2 separate regions of the Homo sapiens genome follow, and region 2 is linked to region 1. Evidence: read pairs that join two places in POLR2A ChIA-PET (ENCODE). Cell type or tissue: GM12878. All regions are shown on one strand. Links, peaks and the distances in the headings refer to the core of each region. The heading gives the core; the rest is flanking DNA. Region 1 has its middle 20 kb from the start of LINC02642. Region 2 overlaps LOC105376387 (a long non-coding RNA gene).

What was found. ChIA-PET counts read pairs that join two places held together with the same protein. Peaks named below come from ENCODE experiments on the same cell type or tissue, not always from the same donor. Only the 100,000 strongest peaks of a DNase experiment are listed, where the experiment ranks them.
Region 2: POLR2A ChIA-PET joins it to region 1 with 5 read pairs; 2 of 35 experiments call an interaction of 5 or more read pairs at or near these places.

The regions. Positions count from the first base shown.
Region 1 is chr10:7,487,625-7,497,601 of GRCh38, reverse strand. No RefSeq gene overlaps it. Among named protein-coding and RNA genes, the nearest start is that of LINC02642, 20 kb to the right of the region's middle. RefSeq lists a silencer at 8,741-9,035. In GM12878, for the core only: no CTCF peak of the experiment used is centred there; a DNase peak (open chromatin) is centred at 5,114; H3K4me3 peaks cover 420 bases; H3K27ac peaks cover 2,102 bases.
Region 2 is chr10:6,920,816-6,933,530 of GRCh38, reverse strand. The region is part of intron 3 of LOC105376387 (a long non-coding RNA gene); the gene reads left to right. Among named protein-coding and RNA genes, the nearest start is that of LINC00707, 150 kb to the right of the region's middle. RefSeq lists enhancers at 5,396-5,485, 5,217-5,636. In GM12878, for the core only: no CTCF peak of the experiment used is centred there; DNase peaks (open chromatin) are centred at 5,270 and 5,710; H3K4me3 peaks cover 2,137 bases; H3K27ac peaks cover 3,011 bases.

The DNA of each region.
Region 1 (9,977 bases), core at 1,978-9,977:
GACAAGTAGCACTCCCCATCGCCCCCACCAATGCTCCCCACTGTTCCCCTAATCCTAATACAAAGTGAAACCAGTAGCACCTTAGGAATGTAGAAACACACTTGCAGGTATCCCACACCTAGGTCAAACTCATATAACCTTGCAGACCAATTTTCTAGTGTTTGGGGCTTTAAAGGAACAGTTCCCCTTCCTTCCTCACCACCAAGACAAGAAAGCAAACAGGAACTCCATATTTACAGGTCAAGGTACCGGAAGGCTCCACAGCCAGGAAGGCTGGCAAGGTGGCTGCGGATTCTCAGGTGGGGACATAGACGTTGGTGTCCACCTGCTTGGGAGAGACAGGTGCACAGGAGGGGGAGCCCCCCAGGCCTGAGAGTGCAGACAGTGGGCCCCAGAGAGTAGTGCGTAGAGGCCCCTGGGCCCCAGGAGCACTCAGGCCTATGCTTGGGGTCAGGACACAGAAACTTGAGGGGTCTTGGGTCGTCCTTCTCCAGCTGGCCCACGCAGTCATAGGAAGCAGGCTCTCTGAGGTGAGGGGACCCCAGAAATGATGATGGACGTGGTGCTGGGGGCATGGAAACCCGTAGAGGGTCACGGGGTGAACCCCAAAATGCTGGGCAGACCTAGGACCCCACAACAAGAGTCCACAGCACAGTGCATAACAAGCCTGAAAGATGTCCTTTCCCTCTATCCCAGCCATCCTACTTTGGGAACGCGTGCCAAGCAAAAGAGACATGGTTATTTACGACATTTCAATAACTCACAGCAAGTCATGGCATACTGAAAAGTGTAAAAATGTTTTAGTATAATTGTTATTGATGTGGAGGAAAACCGCAGTATAATACTATGTGATCAAAGTGGCATACCATGGACTACAAAGCATGAAGCCAGTGATGGACTTAGACAAAAAAGCCTGGAAAAAATGTCACATGAGCCTCCCAGTAATCCAGAAGCTCCGGTTTGCCTCAATTATAAAGGATTTGGGGGTTATAGTCTGTATTTGCTGAAGTTTCTACAGTGAATTTCATTTATGACTGGAAAACAGGATGTTCAAACCCATTCTGCTCCTATCATCACTCAATGTCATCAAAACTTATAACTTGTAAAAACTGACTTTCTATTACTAAGGAAACTTGGTGTTCATTATTGAATTTATACACAAGGACTTCAGTGTAGACCAGGCAGAGGTGTGGAACTACAGGATATCATGTGCTGAGCACCCCAAATCACCCTCGATCCCATGACATTGGATGTGAACCTTTAGGGGGATCGACCAAGGCAGCTTTATAAGAAAACATGCTGGCTGGGCGTGGTGGCTCACGCCTGTAATCCCAGCACTTTGGGAGGCAGATCACCTGAGGTCAGGAGTTCAAGACCAGCCTGGCCAACATGGTGAAACCCCATATCTACAAAAAAAAAAAAAAAAAAAAAAAAATTAGCCGGGTGTGGTGGCACACACATCCGTAATCCCAGCTACTTGGGAGGCTGAGGCAGGAGAATTGCTTGAACCTGGGAGGCGGAGGTTGCAGTGAGTTGGGATCGCACCACTGCACTCAAGCCTGAGTGACAGAGTGAGACTCCGTCTCAAAAAAAACAAAAAACAAAAAACATGCTTACGGGTCCCATTTGTGATTTACATTGTTTAAATCAGAATGTTACTGAAATATGAGCAGCATAAACTTACTATTCCTGTGGTACATCAACAAGGATAAAGACAAAGTACATTTATGAATTAACTACAAGGAAAATGAAAATGAACCAGAAAACCTAGTTAGAATTCCAGCTCTGCCACTGCTGGTTGGTGACCTTCTGCACGTGGTTAATCCTCTCTCAGCCTGTTTCTCTCTGGGTAAAATGCCCTTAATGAGAGTACTGACATGTCTTTTTTGAAGGTTAAATGATATGATGTTTGGTGGACTCATTATTCATCATTGTTCTGGGGAACGTCAAATGCTGGACGCCAGGAGAGGGAGGGTTTCTCGGCCTCTCCATTCAGAAAGAGCCTGAATTGCTGCACTGAGCCGGATAAAACCTTCACATAATTCTGAGTATTGTTTAATCTTTAATCAACGTGAAACTACGTGTCCCGAGGGAAGCTGAAGCCACTTTCTTTCTTTGACCTCGTGTTTATGTTGTCCTACTTTGACATGGTTTGGAATCCATAGTTTTAGCCTCTTTCCTCTTTGTACAGAAGTTCCCATAGAGGTTGCAAATTGTTGTTATTTAAGTAATGTCTGCTGAGGAGGAAATCGGAGGAATGGGAGGAATAAGGCAAATTACTTGGCATACATTTTACGAGGAGCTTCCTAATGGAGCTAAGAACATGGCTGTGGTCAAAGCTGTGAAGTCTGGGGAAGATCACTGACCTCTGTTGGCCTGCTGAGGCCCCTGAGCTCAGGCAAGCAGCCAGTCTTTACCCTCACGCCCCAGGCTCAGTGCTCCAGCCGAGATCTCAGGGTCCTGCTCAGTGCCACCAAATCTATCAAGAGTAAGTTTTGTGCAATCTTTTGCTCCGTTTTATGGAAGACACAACAAAAAGGAACTCATGGGTCAGAAGGGATTTCCAGCATTTTTTAAAAAGTGTACAAATCCATGCAAATATAACAAAGAAAGATAAGAAGAACATTGGGGAAAAATAAAGAAAAAGATATGAGTTAAGGAATTCAAAAAGGATGAAAAACCAGAAAAAGCTAAAAAAAAAAGAAAAAATGGAAAGAACACCTGCCTTTTGGACTTTGGGGGCTTAAAAGTGTGTTTCAGACCAGTTCCTTGGTTTGATGTTGACACAAACTTGTGAATTTAGTCCAGCAGAAATTATCTTCATGATCTCCATCTCTGTGATGTAGGGAGATTAAGTCATTTGGCCAAAGTCAACCCACACACTCACTCACATGCACACAAAGTGCCGGCAGGAGTGAGACCTGAAGCTGGGCGTCTCAACTGCCAATCCGCTTTACTACGACAAGGAGCTGGCTTGCAAGGAAAGAGAGAAAAGAGTTTCTGAAAGTCCCTGGGGGCTGTGCCTGAGCCTGTACAAGTTTATAATCTCTGGCTGGCAGGGACGTACAGGTTAATGCTGTATTACAGATTTCTTCCTCAGCTTATCAAAATCCTTGGGTCCTTCTAAATAAGCACGTGCTAATTTATACACCAAAGCTTCCTCTGCTGCGTCTGCTCTGCATCAACTCTTTGCAATGTGCCCTGAGATTTGCTTTAAAGCCACAGATCAGCAATTTCATTGTGTGTGCATTCATTTGTTTGCTCAACAAATATTTATTGGGTTCCTAACATATGCCAGACATTGTGCTAGGTCCCCAGTATATAATGAGGAAACAAGACAGATTCACTCCCCATTGTGATTTAGGGGGATTGAGAGTGCTGTCATGCAGAGAAACTCTCCAAAGCAGTGGTGGGAGGGGCCCTTCCTGAGCCAGCTTCTCTCCTTGCTATTGCTCCTGTTGCCCTGCCATGGCAGGATCTCCACCCAGCCTCCCAGACTCTCCTGCACAGCGGCCCATTGAATCCTGCCTTCCTGTAGTAAGAACTTACGGTAGCTTGCTAATGGGGTGACACCCTTGCCTCTTGTGTGTGGACAGTGCAGTGGTTGTTTGCAGCAGGAAGTTTGCAATAGGCCCCCTCCTTGCTCCTGCATCCAAATTCAGGAGTTCTTTGGCTATCCAGTCAGGCGATTGGAAGAGACTGAGTCCCCCACATTATCCCCTAAACGATGTCCCACCAGAGAGTTTAGCCTGAGCACCTAAAAGCTGTCTTCTTATTCTACGTCTGCCAAATCCCAAATGATGATCACGATGCTCATTGTTCACTGAACCTCTTCCTTTTCTCCATTAGTAGAGCAATGTGGGAGTGGACGGGTAGAGAGAAGTTGGAAGTTGAGGATTTTGTGGCATGTTAGGCTTGCACTTCCCAAGTTAAATGCTGACCTTTATATTTGTGATGTGGTACCCATTGGTGGGGACCTAGAGGTGTAGGAAACAATGGGATGACAGAGCATCAAGAAAATGGAGGCAAAAGACCGTCTCCTCTCCCCCAGCCCCTCTAAGACATCCAGTGCTGTGTGAGGTGAAGAGTCACAGCTTGACGACCTGAGAAAAATCCTTTTGCTCTTCAGAGCTAAGTAAGAGTGTGCAGGAAAGAATTTCTCTTAAAGGACAAGAGCTGGGGCTCACTGGTGCCAGGATGATTGTTTAGGGTTAGAAGAGAAAATAAATGTGAGTATTTGTGTTATCCGCTGGAGCTGTCGTTTGTGCAAAAACTTTAATAAATCCCTTCCACGTATAAGCACTATGCTAGGTGCCAGGTATGCAAAGAATAGCAAGATATAAACCTCCTCCTTGGGATCTTATGATCCAGCTTAGGTTCTGGGAAAGGCATTTGTGTTGGAAAAACAAATAAATATTTAAAGAGTTTTTCAGTAAAATTGCATAAATCTACTTAGATGTTGAAAGCACAAGATGTCCTTGTTGGGGCAAATGGGTGACTAGGTGTCTGAGAAGCTGTAAAGGATGCATTTGGAACCCACTGGAGTGTGGTGAGCCTGTGAGCTGGGAGGCAGCCTGGACCTCATGATTTCCAGAAGCAGGAGTTTCTCCTTTTAGGTAGTGTCAGGGAGTCAAAGAGCTAGGGGGGCAGTGTCATTAGGGAGGAGGATGGTGTCAGAACCCGAGTAACCCTCCTCTTGGGACTTCCGGAGCTAGTCGGTGAAGAATTTAGAAGCAGGGCTCTTCCCATTTTGTGTATGTGTGATTCCATATTACTCATGGCCAGCAGGGATTGAAGAAAGCTCTGGTACATAGAAAGCAGGTTGACTAATTTCCCTTTCTTGGAAATCTGAGTGGCAAATCACAAAGGGTGTGAGTAAAGAGAAATGAGCTTTTTTTTTTTTTTAATCAAAGGAAGTTTAAAACGACATTGTTCTTGCTCTTTTCATAATATAAAATCTGTCATCATACTTCATGTAAGTAACTATAGATGGGAAGCCATTGACATTCAGTTAGAGGACAACAGAGAGCAGATTTCTGGGTTAGTTAAAATTAGATTTGGTCACACATAACAGAAAACCACAAAGCAATCAGTTGCTTAGGCAAGGTAGAGGTTCACTTCTCTGTCATGTAACTGTAATACTGGCTAGCAAGGTGGTCCTTACAAATTCATGCTCTGATCTTTCCACTCTGACATTTTCAGTGCATGGATGGCTTTTGTTTCCAAGGCCACCTCAAGGTCCAAAATAGCTGCTGGAGGTCCAGCTGTCACATTAAGGTAGGAAAGAGAAGAAAAGCAGAAATGCAAAACAAACTCTTGCTGACAATCTATGCCTTTCAATAAAACTTCCTGGAAAAGTCCCACTCAGCATTTTTATTTACATTGTATTGAGCCTAGCTTAGCCACATGGTCATGCCAAGCTGCAGGAGAGACCAGGAAATGTAATGTTTAGCACCCAGGTAAAAAGAAGTTTGGTCTTTAAGGAGGGGGGAGTGGATGGGTATTAGGTAATAAATGACAGTCTCTACTGCAAGGTTTTTTTTTTTTCTTTTTTTCTTTTCTTCCTTGTCCTTCTGTCTTTAGAGTCTAGGCCTCTTGTTGTGCCCTCTAACTTCCAATCCCACCCCACTCATGGAAGAAATAACTTACAATAGCTTTCTAATTGGCTAGATAGAGAGAGAGAGAGAGAGACAAAGAGAGAAAGATTAGATAGACAGAGAGACAGATACATAGAAATAGGTAGATTGATTGATTATAAGGAATATCCAATATTGTCCATGTGATCATGGAGGCTGAGAAGGCTTGTAATCTGCCATCTGCATCTTGGAGACTCAAGAAAGCCCATGGTGTAATTCATTCCAAGTCTGAAGGCCTGAGAAGCAGGGGAGCCAGTGGTGTAAATTCCAGTCTAAAATAAGCAGAAGAGAAGATGAGGTATCCCAGCTCAAGCAATGAGGCAGAAAAAAGGAGGTAAATTCCTCCTTCCTCTGCCTTTTTGTTCTATTCAGGCCCTCCACAGATTGAATGGGGCCCACAACACTGGGGAGGGCCATCTGCTTTACTCAGTTCCCCCATTCAAAGGCTAATCTCATCTGGAAATATTCTTACAGACACACCCAGAAACAGTGCTTAACCTGGGCACCCCACAGCCCAGGCAAGTTGACACATGAAATTAACCATCACGCCTCTCCCATGAAAGTCACATTCCCTCAACAAAGCAGGTCCTAGACGTTCAGATGTGGGTGGAGATTGAACAAACCCTTCCGGAGTGCACACTGTGTCCTGAGCACTACGCAAGACACTTCTGCGTCCCTTGTTCTCAGGGATACGGTCGACATATTGTGAGAGAATCCAGCTCCCCAGACGTGATATTACTCTAAATAGGCTGTGTCTTATTCATCTTTTTTCTTGGCACATAGTGGCCACTTATGAAGGCGGATGTCAGGAACTCTTACACATCCTCCTTCTTGCTCTTTTTCTCTCACTCTGCTCTTTCTCCTCCTTAGGAGCAGGGGAAAATGGAACTGAAGTGGGCCTGACTAAGCATTTCAACTTTCCAACCTGTTGTTAATATTTTCGTACAGGTTTTGGTATCTCTGTCTCTCAGCAGCAACCAGAGCCCAACACAAATGTGCAAATAGATAAAGTTAGTCTTTATTTCCCTTGGGGTTTCCCCTGCTGCTCCCTCTTTCCTGATGCAGAGGGCTGGCTAAGTGCTGGGATGTGTGGTGGAGACGTTGCTGATCAGGGCCTTTTTTTTCTCTTGAGACAGAGTCTCGCTCTGCTGCCCAGGCTGGAGTGCACTGGTACGATCTCAGCTCACTGCAATCTCCACCTCCCAGGTTCAAGCGATTCTCCTGCCTCAGCCTCCCACGTAGCTGGGATTACAGGTGCATGCCACCACGCCTAGCTAATTTTTGTATTTTAGTAGAGATGGAGTTTCACCATATTGACCAGGTTGGTCTTGAACTCCTGACCTCAAGTGATCTGCCTGCCTCAGCCTCCCAAAGTGCTGGGATTACAGGTGTGAGCCACCATGCCCAGACTGAGCAGTCTTTGTTCTCTCTACTCTCTCCATATGCCTGGCTCATGGTGAACATGCCTGGGTCAGAGGTCAGGGATGCCAACTTCACCAAAAGCAGAGGTGTATGTAAAGCTATTTCATATGGTACACCAAGTGGAGTTTATGAACTAAGGTCTCTCAGCCTCTCCCTGGGATCCAATCTTGTTGTTAGAAGTAGAAATCTAATTTTAGTTGGATTACTACCATGACAACATTTCTCTGCTTTAAACTATTCAAGCTTCAGGCAAGATAGTGTTGCTGACACTTTTCCCTATAACTTCCCCAAAATTACATATTTCTGCAAGTGAATGCATAATTTTCACTGCTTTTTTTTTTCAAAATTTTGAATCCCCCACAAGAATAATTAGAAATAATCATATGGTAGATCCTTGTTTTTGCAAGCAGTAATAGTACATACCTAAGTAAGAAAAAAGGATATAAAAGAAAAAAAAAAGGGAAAGACAAGCAATTATGAGGCTGTGTAGATTTAGCTCAGCATTTTTGTTAACAGGTCTGTATATTAAATTGAGCCTTTACCAAAAAAATATGGACATGTATTTTTTTAAACTTACAATGTAGAGAGTAAACATTGCAGAAATGATTAACACTTCAAATGATCTATGTGCTAATAATTTTGAGTTATTTTCTAACATATAAAATGTATAAGAGCCCCAAGACCATAGAGAAGGGTTTTCTAATGCCCACAGTTAAAAGTCCTTAATGCCAATGTGTTGCTTCAAAATGGCCTTTCTTGTTTACCACCTATAAGGTTGGGTGGAAGAGAACATCCTTCAGAAAATTTCTGTGTGCAGTTTCTCTCTGAGGTTGTCAAACCCTCCCAACTCTACCCCATCCCCCCAAAACCCCAGGTGATTTTAGGGTTTACCCTATCTTGCTCCTGTGATGCCATAGGCCCTTCTGCCACGAGGCAAAACCTCCCCTCCCATAGAAAGAGACACACTGGCGAGGGGAGTCAGGAAATTTGAGTTCTAACACCTGCTAATTACCTACACCTTTATGCCCAAGGTGTCTATAAAATGAGGAAATTGGAACAGATGATTTCTCAGGTCCTTTCTAGCTCGGTGATTCAGACTCTACTCTCTCCTATCTGAAATTCTGCAATGAGAATGTTCCGTCTTTGCCTTAACATAAATGTCCACGAAGGGATAGCATATTAATGCATATTTAGGAGTTTATATTTTAGTGTGAATTGTTTTGAGAATTATGATCAAGCTGTAAAACCCTAATTTCAGCCTTATTGCCGCTAATATAGGTAAGTTTACAAAGACTTACTGATTGTGTCTTGTTTTTCTTTTAATCTTTTACAAAGTGAGGATTCTCTTTCAAACTGTTGCTTGGATGGCTTGCATAGCTCCCTGCAGCCTAATTGCTTCAGAAACAGTGAAGTCTAATTACAAACCCTTCCGTGTTTTCTCTGATTTTAGTCTTCGTTCCTGTGTAGATTGATTTCAAAGTATGCCTTTGAAGATTAATCTCTTCCACTGAGCCCCAGTTAGGAAACAAGATTATAGCAATGGCAGCCAAAGTAACAGCTGGTTTTTTTGTTTGTTTGTATTTTGTTTTTTTTTTTTTGATTCACAAGTTGCTATACATTGTACTTTTTAATGGAAAAATCTCTGTATTTGAGCTCTTGTTATATTTTCTGTGGTATCTCAAAAATTCTCTTGGATATAAGCCATCTGGATTTTTCTGCAGTCCTCTCAAGTTTCAAAATAGTGATACTTAGAACGTATTTTGCAGGGTTTCTATCGGTCAAGGGCATGCAGTTCTGAAAATCTTGTGCTGTGAGGTCAGACAGGACCGTTGGCCATCTGCCAATTGACTTGCATTGTTTACCTTTTTAACTCACAACCCTGGAAACGCTGTTGGTGTCCCCCCGGCCTTCACTGGTTTTCTGAGTATCTGCCCCTTTGCCTGCTTGAAGTGCTTAGTCCTGGCTAGTGAAGCCTTTAGGAGTTCCCAATTTCTTGCTTCACAGGTTACTAAAAATGAAGACATATCTGTTAAGTGTTGCTCAAGAGACCAAAACATAATCCTAGGACAGGATGTCTGGAAAGGATGTCTTGCCTGTCACGCAGCATAATACATGGTAACAAGTACTGGCTTTGGAATTAAACTTCTATCCTTTCATTGCTAAATGGCTTTGGGAAAGTCACATTCCCATTTTGTACTTCAGTTTCTTCTTTTGTAAAAAGGTCATGCAAATATCTATCTTGCAGGTTTGTTGTGATACTTAGAGATTGTCTGTGAAGTGCCAAAATATGTGTGTGTGTGTGTATATATATATATATATATTTTTTTTTTTTTTTAAAGTCAACCTTTGGAAATTGCCCTCTGTTGTCGGATACTTTAGTTGTTTTCGGTGACTCCTTATTATAAATAATGTTAAACTATCTTATGAGAAAGGTTCTTCTACGCAAAGGCACCAGGGTCACCTAAGGTCCTGTCTGCTCAGGGCCCCTCAGAATGTCCCTGTCTACAGTAATCAGGAGAGTGTTTCTCCTTTGGTTACAGTGTGCAGGAATGAAGGGAAAAAGACTGGTAAACATATTAGGGGACATTCCAGTTGCATGAAAGGCATAAGTCCAGAGTCTTTTCATGCAACATGAAACCTTCATGCTGTGGCTAGGGTCCACTCTATAAAGAATATCTTTGCTCTTGCAATTTTCCATTGTGCAACAAGGACATGACTTTAATCAGACCATAAACCTCTTATTTCATGCTAGTCTGTGTCTTTTTATTGGTCTTAGTGTCCTCGTTTGTAGTTGTGCAGAGCTGTCATTTATCCCTTGAAAGGGAATTTCATAAGACATGTGATCCAGTGCACAGCTGTGTCAGTCCCATGAGAGGTGAATAAACTCGACAGGATGATAGTGGAGGAAGATCCAGGATG
Region 2 (12,715 bases), core at 2,057-10,056, 560 kb after region 1:
AATAAAGCGTGATTTGATCTGAACACTACAGGGGCTGGGGTAGAGAAGAGCACTAGGCAGACCCAGCATAAGAGGGAAGAGAAAGACTCTTCAGCGTGAAGAGCCTGAGGGTGCAAAGTACACTTTTGTAGCAATGGTCTGTGCATGGCTCTGGCTATTACAAATCTATTTTAATGTCCATAGATTCTGCATCTTTTAAAAAAGAAAAATAATAAGAAAAAGAAAAATACGCTGGTTGCTCAGACACAAGTGAACAAAGATGCAGATCAGCTATTTAAGTAGGTTGACACACGGCACGTGAGATTTAATTTTGACAATTTCTACTTTGCAAACTATTGTTGCAAGGGAGTGGAGAAGAGGAAAAATGGAGAAAGCACTTCATGGATGAAAGGGGACGCAGTCAGAGTCTATAAAAGGGGTCCCAGAGCCATGGAGCTACCTTCTGTAAAAATGCTTCACGACCCGGCGCGGTGGCTCACTCCTGCAATCCCAGCACTTTGGGAGGCTGAGGCGGGTGGATCACGAGGTCAAGAGATCGAGACCATCCTGGCCAACATGGTGAAACCCGATCTCTACTAAAAATACAAAAATTAGCCAGGTGTGGTGGCGGGCGCCTGTAGTCCCAGCTACTCAGGAAGCTGAGGCAGGAGAATCACTTGAACCTGGGAGGCAGAGGTTGCAGTGAGCCAAGATTGCACCACTGCACTCTAGCCTGGCGACACAGCGAGACTCCGTCTCAAAAAAAAAAAAAAAAGCTCCCAATGGAGGAAGCACTGGGATAGCTGAGGAATGCAGGAGAGACAACTATTGTTTCTGAACAGTAGCAAAGAGAAAAATATTGAGTTTAGAGTGTAAGCATCTGTAGAAGATCAAGCAAGGGAATAAATGCAATGGCATCATTCAACTTTAGGAACTCTGAGGATATTTGACCAATTTCTGACTTTTTTTTTTTTTTTGAGACAGAGTCTCACTCTGTCGCCCAGGCTGGGGTGCAATGGTGCAATCTTGCCTCACTGCAACCTCTGCTTCCCGGGTTCAAGCAATTCACCTGCCTCAGCCTCCAGAGTAGCTGGGATTACAGGCATGCACCACCACACGTGGCTAATTTTTGTTGTTGTTGTTGTATTTTCAGTAGAGATCAGGTTTCACCATGTTGGCCAGGCTGGTGTTGAACTCCTCACCTCAGGTGATCCACCCACCTCAGCCTCCCAAAGTGCTAACATTACAGGTGTGAGCCACCATGCCCAGCCCCATTTGATTTTATAAGCAAAATTATATCTAGTTCTAAATTATTCCAGACTAATGGGTATTTACTATATCCTTGCATGCCAGCATATAAAATGTGCTTAGCGAGACAGAAAGTGGTTAATAATTCTTCCAACCTTGATGCAAAGATGGTGAGGACAGAGTTAAGAATAACTAACATTTATATGGGACTTACCATGTGCCAGGCATGGTTTTGAGTGTTTTATGTTAATTTACTTACACCATATTCTTTTTTTTTTTTTTTTTTTTTGACAGGGTCTCACTCTGTTGCCCAGGCTGGAGTGCAATGGCTTGATCATGGCTCACTGCAGCCTTCACCTTTGGGGCTCAAACAATCCTCCTGGCTCAGCCTCCCATGTAGCTGGGACCACAGGCATGCACCACCACACTTGGTTAATTTTTAATTTTTTTTTGTAGAGACAAGGTCTCACTTTGTTGCCCAGGCTGGTCTTGAACATCTGAGCTCAAGCCATCCTCCCATCTCAGCCTCCTAAAGTGCTCGGATTACAGGTGTGAGCCACTGCACAGCCACCACTTTCTAATATTAAAAGGGATGGATTGCGATTTTCCCTATTTTATGTTTGCCCAAATTGATATATTAAAAGGCTACCTTTTTCTCAAGGTCAGAGAGCCTAGTGGCAGAGCTAGGATAAACCTGAGAAATCTGACTCCAGAGTTTAATTCTTTTTTTTTTTTTTTTTTTTTTTTGAGATAGAGTCTTGCTCTTGTTTCCAGGCTGGGGTACGGTGGCATGATCTTGGCTCACTGCAACCTCCACCTCCCAGGTTCAAGCGATTCTCGTGGCTCAGCTTCCCAAGTAGCTGGGACTATAGGTGCCCGTCACCATGCCTGGCTAATTTTTTGTATTTTTAGTAGAGATGGGTTTTCACCATGTTGGCCAGGCTGGTCTCGAACTCCTGGCCTCAGATAATCTGCCTGCCATGGCCTCCTAAGGTACTGGGATTACAGGCATGAGCCACCACGGCTGGCCCAGAGTCCAATTCTTAACCATCACGCCATGTTGTCTCCTTCTGATACAGCAGAGCCCATTCTCCCATATTGGTAACATTTTCCTTAGAATATCAATGGACAGGTCTATCTGCACAGTGACTCAAGTGCAAAAACTGGAGCTTCTTCCACACTTTAACACATTACAATGCCAGTGAAAATAGGCATCTATTCCTGTACCCTTATGTATCTCACATGTCTTTATAGAATTGGGTTGACAACTTGGAACCATTCTAAATTCTGAACATTCTAGAACATTCCAATTCTGCGTTATGTGTCATCCAGCAGATGAGGAAAGAAAATCAAAAGCTTTAGGATGATAAATTCCTTTATTATCTTGTCCCTTAACTTCTATCTTCTGACCTAACTTCTAGGAACAACTCTCCTCTTGTACTGTACGCAATAGTTCTACTTAAAGACTGTTCCATGAAAGGAACAAGCTCTCATGACTCTCCATGCCTTCACCAATGGGCTAATTGCTGAACACATTCACTAGTTTTTTTTTGGAGAATATAAATTACTGTGGTCAGTAATCAAAAGCCAATGGACAGTGTTTCTCTTGAGTGGCTGTATTACCAATCATGCTTTATTTTTATTCTCCTTCCTTCCTTCCATAGGGGAGGAAAGACTTTTTCTCTCTCCTGTTAGGTTCTGTGGTTGGTCCTGAGAATTAAATAGACAAAAGACAGGTTAATAGGAGGGAAAGCATACAAATGTTATTTGATACTAATGTGTTTATGTGTATATGGGGCCTTTCATATGTAAGAAATGAGAATTCAAAGAGGTGAAAAGGCACAAGAACCTATATATCATTTTAACAGATAATAATAAATTATGGAGACATGGACAGTCAAGGGAGAAAGGGGTTTGGGTTTGGGGAGGCAAACCATGGGACAGTTACTAAGAAATACATAGGGAAAATTAATGGAAGGCAAATATAATTTTAGTAGGCTTGTTTGTATGGATTCATCTCAGCTTCGACTCCCCATCTCTGACAAAAATTCTCTCCTCTTCCTGGCACCTGGGGGGTACTTTTCTTACAGAAAATTTATGCCCCACTTTTATATACATAGAAAGTGGGGAGACAGCTCTTCCTGGATCTGCTATTTCTCAATCATCTTCAGCTCTAAATAATCTTCCTGGATCTGCTGTTTCTTGATCATCTACAGCTCAAAATAATCAATGTCCCAAAATAATATATTTTGGGGTGGCATACTATGACCCCTTTCACGTGTTTTCTTCTCATCTTTTTCTTCCTTTCTTTCATTCTTGTCCTTCTTTCATCTTTTTTCTCTTTTCTTTTTTCTATTTTTTGTAGCCTCTGGTTGTTTTTACATCACATTTTAACTAAATAAAGCAATAAAACTGTTTCTTCTGATTGTTTTTGCAGCAAGTATTCATCACATTTATAACTAAATAAGACACTAAAATGATTTCCATCTTGAAGAAAAAAGTGCTTCAAAATAAACACAATGATACCTTAAAATTGAACCACAATTTCTACCTGTTTCTCTTCCAATTGTTTGTTGAGGTTTCTGATGAGAATCGCTGGGTTGGCTTGGCAGAGAGACAGATCCTGAAGCATCTATTTCTGTTTTCTGCTTCTGTTTTGGCTCGAATTCTGGGTCTACCAGTAGTCTAAATGACCTCCACTTCCTCACTTTGACTCTACATACGTCTGACTGGCTGTGTTTGAGCCTGCCATACAAACAGAGGTGTGCAGTTCTCTTTAAACACCACTGTTCCATATATTTTCTTTCATACGATATTGAGTTAGACTCAGCAACCACCCCAATTATTCTGCCAGTTTTTCTTTATTATGCTTGACAACTACTTGGTGAGAGAATGGATTTTTCTTTGTGAAGTCAGCACACAGCCGCCGGTTGATTCTCTGAGAGAACAAGATATTTCACGAGTAACTGGATAAATGGGCCAACCTGACAGGACAGCAGGCCCTTGCCTCCAACAGTGCAAGAGAGCCTCTGTCAAGAGACCATGGCATTCCTCCCGTTTGGGAACTGATGACAGGATGGCTACAGTAAGCTGCAGCCAGATATTCTGCTAAGGAAACGAATAAGCAGAGAGATGAATATTTTGTATGCTTCCCATGTGTTCAGCTCTATCAGGCAGTCTCTCACACTTTATCTAATACATCTTCTCTGCTCTTCTTGACATAAAATTATCTTAAATTTTTACATGCAGAAAACTTATATATAAGGAACTAAAAAAATTAATCTGTTTAAAAGTTATACAGTGCGCAAGTGAGAAGCCAGATTTCAAAGAGAAACCAAACCTCTTGGAAACTTTGAAGGCCGACAGCATGGAGGTGGTTTGAGTGGACCCCAAACGGATGTGAACTGCCTCCTGACACTGGCCCAGTAAATGACTGGTTGTGGTGTACTGAGATAAACACTTTTAATTATTTTAAATATGAAGTAAAATCTAGAAAAAAATGTCCAGCAGAAAAAAAAAAAAAAAAAAACAACAACCAGCTCTTCTGGTTGTCATGGAGATAAGCCATTTAGCACTGCAAAGCCTTCCATGGGGAAGCAACGGCAATGGAGATTTCCAACTCCCAAGAACCGCATTCAAGGAGAGTTTCAACTTCCACTTGTCTTCCGAGGTCTGTTGTCTCTGAAAAAAAAATTTGTTGGGGAGGTAGGTATTTAAACTCATTTCCTGGGATAGAAAATCTAAGTAGCACATGCATATCCACAGAGCTTTGTTTCAGGACCCATAATGGGAACAAGTTTCCATTTCCTGTGAGGTGTGTACATAGTGTGTGTGTGTGTGTGTGTGTGTGTGTGTGTGTGTGTGTTAGAGAGAGAGAGAGCACCAATGAGCTCTCTAGAAACCATCGGAAGTGCCAGCTTGTAGAAGTAAACATAAAGCCCAGGCAAAGGACGAAAGAGAAAAAATTAGTTTGTCTCTAAAAGGAAACAGCCTTTAGATAGGAATGCATGTGAATCAGAAGAAACATGAAACTCTCATTCCTGGCTATACCATCTGCCCCACTTGTGAGGCACCGGCTAATTGTTGAGACACTGCTAGTGAAAATTGTGCAGGTTCACAGACTCTTAGGCAGCTGCTGTTTAGGGAAGTGTGGCGGCCGAGGGCCGACCTGGACTTCCGTTCTGGGAACTGGGGCTTCTCAGGAGAGTGGGTTTAGGGTAGCTGTGGCATGGAGGGTCCACAAGTTTCAGAAAATAGTGCCAGAGTGAAGTTACACTGGAGAAGAAGAGGTGGTCATACTACGGCATTCATTGCAAGGATGGAGACAAGGAGGTGAAGGCAGGCGGAGGCCCAGGTGCCAACTGATAGAGACAGGAGTACAGAGAAGACATGAGGGAGGATGGATAGAAGACAGAGTGGCTGAGGTTCCCTGCTGTGCTGAAGTTTTCAACGCAGTGCCTAAGCCTTAGCCCTTGGGTGGTGGGGAACAAGTCAAGCACACAAGGGGAATTAGAGAAGACCCACGCCTCCTTCTCTAGACGTGGAGGCAGGGAGTCAGGGAGGGCACATGGTTCATGTGGGTGCACACAGGAAATGAGAGAACGGAAACCACAAGTCAAGGGGCTTGCTGTCTTCTTGTCTGTTTGGATAAAAATAGAGCTACTGACTCAGCAGACAGTTTTCAACCTACCTTCAAGGCTCCCTGCTATAATTTTTTATTTCATTTCTTAATTTAAATTAGTTGATCACAGAAAAAGGCAGGTGATTTAAGCAGACCATATACTTCATTTAAGTCAAGGAACCATCATTGACACACCTAGCATTGTTGCATGCATATTCGTTGAAAATTCATCCATGAACTAACCATCATGATTAGGTACTGGTGATGGACAACTAAAATGATGGTAACTAAGTTAATGTACATTCCATATGTTATTCATTTCCAACATTTTTGATAAAGTAAGGAAATGGATAAGAGGGATACATTTTCAAGTCTGATAATGAAATAGATGTGCAAAACTGACAGTGGGACATATGTGGTTTTCAGAAGGAAAATGTTCATGAAAAAAGAGCTTCTCCATGATGGTCAAATGACAGGAAAGAAGCTGCATGCAGATGAGAAGAACTAGCACAAAGGGGAGTGTGAGAAGATGGGATAGCGGAAGCAGAGGTTGCATCAAACACTCGGAAGAGATCTTCTTATGAACATGACTATATCCATCAGTGTTTTCTCCTTCTTCTCCTAAAGAAGCAAGCAGACAAACAAACAAAAAACTAGAAGAATTTCCTAAGTCCTGCAAATTCAACTGTCCATGAAATTTAGAAATCAGATGATATGCTGACTTCAAAATACCTGTAGGGACTTTCAAAAGCCCCAAATAAGGCAGAAGCAGATGGAAGGAAGAGCAGTAGGAAAGAGTAGGAAAAATCAGAAGCTCAGAGAGTAATGAGTGGACTCATAAGAAGGAAAATTCAGGAAGATCCATAAAAATGCAAAAACTGATAGTCTGGTAGTACAAGAGCTATATTTCTCATTTGCAACAGTGGATATCTTGTGCCAGGACAAGGAAAGCTGGTGGTAGAAGTCACGATGGCCCCAGAAATGGAAATCCAGTCTCACACAGAAGAGCAATATTCACAGTGAGCATTCTGTTTCTGTGGCAGTGAAGGAATAAGCCCTTTGCTGTGAAGCCAGGACTGCCCTGCTTTGTCTCTGCCTATAGGACTAGTCTGCCAATAGCTGGGTCATAAAAAACCAAGTTTTTAATGATAAACAGTAAGAAAATTTATTGTGAATAAATATGTGGAAAAGATCTGCAAAGCTTTCCAACTGATACGGATTATTCTCCTAAAAACAGTGCCACTGAGCAAAGATGAACTGCAACCAAACATTTTGCCAGATTTTAAGGAGCATAATGAAGCAATTACTACTAAGAAGGAATGCCACAAAGTGGAAATGTAATAATTCCAGGAGAATGCCGAGAGACAACTGCAGGTTATAAGACAGGAATGAGGAGAACTCAGAAAATAAATAGAAGAAAAAGCGAAACCGTCATAGAAACGAAAAGGAAATCCAGTGGTCACAAGAGAGAATCGACGGCGTGATAAAAAGACAAAGAGTCCTGAAGGATAGAAATGAGAAAAATAAAGTAATATAGTAACATATAGTGAAAAAGCCCTAGAAAGAAAATGATAGATGTAAAATAAATGTCACTGGATTTTTTCTTTCTTTCTCTCTCTTTTCTTTCTTTTCTTTCTTTCTTTCTTTCTTTCTTTCTTTCTTTCTTTCTTTCTTTCTTTCTTTCTCTTTCTTTCTTTCTTTCTTTCTTCTTTCCTTCCTTCCTTCCTTCTTTCCTTCCTTCCTTTCTTTTTTTTTGACACAGAGTCTCGCTCTGTCACCCAGGCTGGAGTGCAGTGGCGCCATCTCAGCTCACTGCAACCTCTGCCCCCTGGGTTCAAGTGATTCTCCTGACTCTGCCTCCTAAGTAGCTGGGATTACAGGTGCGTGCCACCACACCTGGCTAATATTTGTATTTTTAGTAGAGGTGGTTTCGCCATGTTGACTAGGCTGGTCTCAAACTCCTGACTTCAAGTGATCCACCCTCCTTGGCCTCCCAAAGTGCTGGATTACAGGTGTGAGCCACTGCTCCCGGCCAGAATTTTCAAAGATGAGTGAAATAGAACAAATAGGCAAGGCATAAGTTAAATAAAATGAAACAAATCTGCATGCTGAACAGGCATACTATGAGCCAGAAAATACTCACTGCAAATTGTCAGCATCAAAATATAATTTTGTGAAATTGTTGAACTAGAAAAAGGAAAGGAGACATCTTTGGGAAGCCAGGTAAAAATACTGTCACTAAAACAAGGGAACAAATAGGGCTGGCTTTAGATGTTTCCAGAGCAACATGAAGACCGAGAAACAATGCTTATAAGACATAGATGAAAATAAATTGTGGGCCAAGGATTTTCATGAGGCCAAGCTCTCTTTATAGTATAACCAATGCCAAAAAAGAGTTTCGATCTGCAAACCTCAGATTATATTTTTCCTATAAGCCTATGTTGGGATAACTGCTGAAGAATGAGGTTTCTTCAACTAAGAGATGACTAAGAAACTGAGGAAAGTATAGCAAAAGGACTAATAGTAGTGCATGAATATGTTTAACTGTACAAATAAGACTGAAATGGTGGGGGATCAGTGAGGCAGGATAAAATACCAATGGTATATGCCCAAACAAGGTATAAATGCTATGAGTGATAAACGTAGGAGAGGAAGAGGGAAAGAGTATGAGTAGATAGGTTTGCTAATTGCTTCATCTATAAAGCTAGATATCAAAGGTATCATTTAAAACTCACAAACCAGGAAATAGAAGCAGTAGCATATTTCATACTACATAGTTAAGTACCAAGAAAGGTAATACTATTAAATGAAATTGGGTCATGGAGAGTAGGGAGGAGGAGATAAGGAGATAATAGCTATGAACTAAAGAGAGTGCTGGTGATAATGCATAAATTTGCAATTGTAAGGGTAATCAACCATTAAACAAAAATATTTTTTAACTCTGTGATGAAAGTACTATTCATGGAGTGCATAGTAAAAGACCTTTAAGTATCACGAACACATAAACATAAAAGGTAGAACTAAAGCTTGACATATCTATCACATTAACAAGTTAAATGAGTTTAACTTATCTATTAATACAAACGGATTTCAGGTTGGATCAAAACCAAACACAACTCGATGCTGAATGAAAACAGCATTCCTAAAACAGAGCTTCAAAATCATGGAAATAAAAGTATATAAATATAAAATAACAGATAGAGATACGCTAGTCAAATGCAATTGAGAAGAAAATGATCACAAACTTTCATATCAGACAGCATGGAGTTCAGGCCAGAACAAGACGGACAAGGGCACTTTGTAATGCCAACTTGTGTGAGTCATAATGAAAACACATTAGCCCTGCTCTAAATATGAAATAACAGCCACAGTCATGAAGCAGGATTAAAGGAGACACAAGAAATCGAAGCAAACTGGTAGAAGGAAATCTTAATTTATCTCTGTCAGTCATGACAGTTCAAGTACAAAAGAAAATATGGATACAGTAGTTCTAAATAACATTACATGATTGATCAATATGTATCTAACATTCTATCCTGAAGACACTGAATAAACCCCTTTCAAAGTGGCCCCAGTGCTCTCAGTACACATTGTATACCCACATACAGTATACATTGGGCCACAAAGATATCCTAAATAATGCCCCCAAACTACAAAGAATACAGGCAGTTTTCTCTGATCACAATGCAGTAAGACTAGTAGTTAATGAAATTGGATAACTAAAAGTTCTTTCAACCTTTAAAATATATATAATATTTATATTTAAAATATTTATATTTATATTTAAAATATTTATATATATATTTAAAATATATGTATATTTTAAAACTCTATCTCCTAATTAGTGACATGCTAAAAAAAAAAAAGCCCCATATCTTGAGTAATTATTGGATAAAAGGAGAAATACAAATGAAAATTGGAAAATGTCTAGCTACACACCACCCAATGAGGTTGCCATGAGCCATGTGTGGCTTTTTTTTTTTTTTTTTTTTTTTTTGACGGAGTCTCACTCTGTCACCAGGCTGGAGTGCAGTGGCGTGATTTCAGCTCACTGCAACCTCCACCTCCCAGGTTCAAGCGATTCTCTTGCCTCAGCCTCCCAAGTAGCTGGGACTATAGGCGCGCACCACCACGCCCAGCTAATTTTCATATTTTTAGTAGAGACGGGGTTTCACCATGTTGGCCAAGATGGTCTCGATCTCTTGACTTTGTGACCTGCCTGCCTTGGCCTCCCAAAGTGCTGGGATTCCAGGCATGAGCCACCATGCTTGGCCCGTGTGTAGCTATTTAAAATTAAATTTAAAAGTCAAATTAAAAATTAAGTTCCTCACCTCACAAATACCAGCCGCATTTCAAGTTCTCAATACCCACAGATGGCCAGTGACATTCCCCTTATCCCAGAAAGTTCTACTGCATAGCACTGATCTAGAACATAACTAGAATAAAAACATGACAGGGGAGGATGTATCCAGCACAGCTAAAGCCATGCACAATAACCTCCTCATAACAGCAACAAGAACATATGCCAAAAAATGAGGGAAAACAAACACATTTCTATCTTATCCAAAATGTTAGAAAAAGAACTACAACACAAGCCTTGAATGAAGATAAAAGCAGAATTTAATGAGTTAGAAAATAGAGGAACAGTAGCCCTAATAAATAAATCTATAAACCGTTTATGAGAAAAACATATAAGCTGAAAAACCTACTTTTTGCAAAGGGTAAACATACAATATAAAATTTAAAAAAGAAATGGAAAAGGGAATATAACCAAAATAACAGAGATGATTAAATGAATGAGACTACTTCCCTCAAATCTCCGGAAATGATTTGAAAACCTGAAGGAGATAAATACTATTGCTGGAAAAATTTTAAAGTAATTATATTAATACCCAAATGTTATGAAATTTAAGAAAACCAACCTATCAACAAATCTCACTTATGAATAGTGATTCCAAAACTCTAAATAAACGTGAACAAACAGAATTCAGCAACACATTAAAAGAATTCTAATCAAGTAGGGCTAAGGCTAGAATTTCAAAGCTGATTCAGTATTAGGAAATCGATATAATTTGTCATCTTAATAGAAAAATCACATCACTATCTACATAGTCTCTCAAAGGCATTTAAAAAATTTCAATAAATTCTTGATGAAAATAATAAAGTAGAAATACATGAACACTTTAATATAATACTTTATATAATAAATATAAAACTTCTTTAATATAATAAAATATTGGTATCTCAATTCAGAAGCCAGTACTAGAGACATTTCCATTAAATATCAGGATGAAATCAGGAATGCCCACTAATGTTATTATTATTTAATATTTCACTGTAGAATTATATATAAAATTTGTTGAAAAAATTGAGATTTAAAAGTGGAACAGAAAATGTAAAACCATTACTATCTGCAGATGACAATAAAACTAAATATTTGGAAAACTGAAGTCAACTCATTGATCAATTTTAAAAACTATAAGAGAATATACTAAAGGAATAAGGTATAAAATTATTACACAGAAATCAATAGCTTTCATATATATTAACAGTAGCCCGTTAGAAGATATAATGGAAGCAAAGAACCCATTTACAACAGCAACCCAGAGATAAAATACATAGGAATAAACTCAACACAACATGTGCAAGATTCAGATGAAAAGCATTAAAATGACCATCATCTGCTCCTAGACCCAACAGTTACACTTCTGGCCATTTATCACATAGATGTCCGGGCACATATTGAAAAGATATATTTTGAGATTATTAGTTACAGCACTGTCTGTAATTGCAGACAGGAAATAATCTAAGTATCTAGTAATAAAGAACTAGTTCATAAAATACGGTATATGATTTACCCAAGTAATGGGCTATCACACAGCTGTAAACCAGAATAAGAGAGCTTTCTATAGGTTGATACGGAAAGCTCTCCAACCTATAGTGTTATTTTAAAAAGCAAGAGGTGGAATAGTGTGAACAGAGTTTCTCTTTTTTGTGTTAAAAAGGAAAAAAAAATACGGTTGTTTATTTACTTTTATTTGTATGCCTTCCTACTCTGAAAGGATACATAAAAAATTCATGACAATGGTAACGTGTAGATGAGTAGCAGGCATTTGTAAGAGCCTTTTCACTGTATTCCTTTAAATACATTTTTAATTTTTTAAACTATGTGTGTGAATTAGCTATTCAAAAATAAATAAAAAATATTTAGGAGAAATACACAAAGAGTTTAGAGAATGGTGCATGGCAGCCTAACTTAGGTTGTTTTTTTAAAAAACAAACAAACAAACAAACAAAATTATTTTTTAACTCAGAATTGGGAGGCCGACCATGCATATTACAGGGCGGAGGCATTTAGAAGACTGCTGATCTTTGACCCAAGATCCCCTGCAAAGGTTTTTTCGTTTTGTTTTGTTTTCTGAGACAGAGTCTCCCTCTGTTGCTCAGGCGGGAGTGCAGTGGCGCGATCTCGGCTCACTGCAACTTCCGCCTCCCGGGTTCAAGCGATTCTCCTGCCTCAGCCTCCCCAGTAGGTAGGACTACAGTCGCGTGCCACCACACCCGGCTAATTTTTTGTATTTTTAGTAGAGACTGGGTTTCACCATGTTAGCCAGAATGGTCTCAATCTACTGACCTCGTGATCCGCCCGCCTCAGCCTCCCAAAGTGCTGGGGTTACAGGCCTGAGCCACTGTGCCCGGCCTCTTTGTTTTTTTGTTTTTTTTTCTGGAACCTAGCTTTAGGTGAAAAACACTTGCTCTAATTTTCTGGCTTGCTGCAGTCAGCAGAATGCTTCAACAAACGGCCTGGACAGTTGCCGGGTATCCCCATAGAACAGGCTGAGTTTTCCAAGACGTCCCATTAGTTCT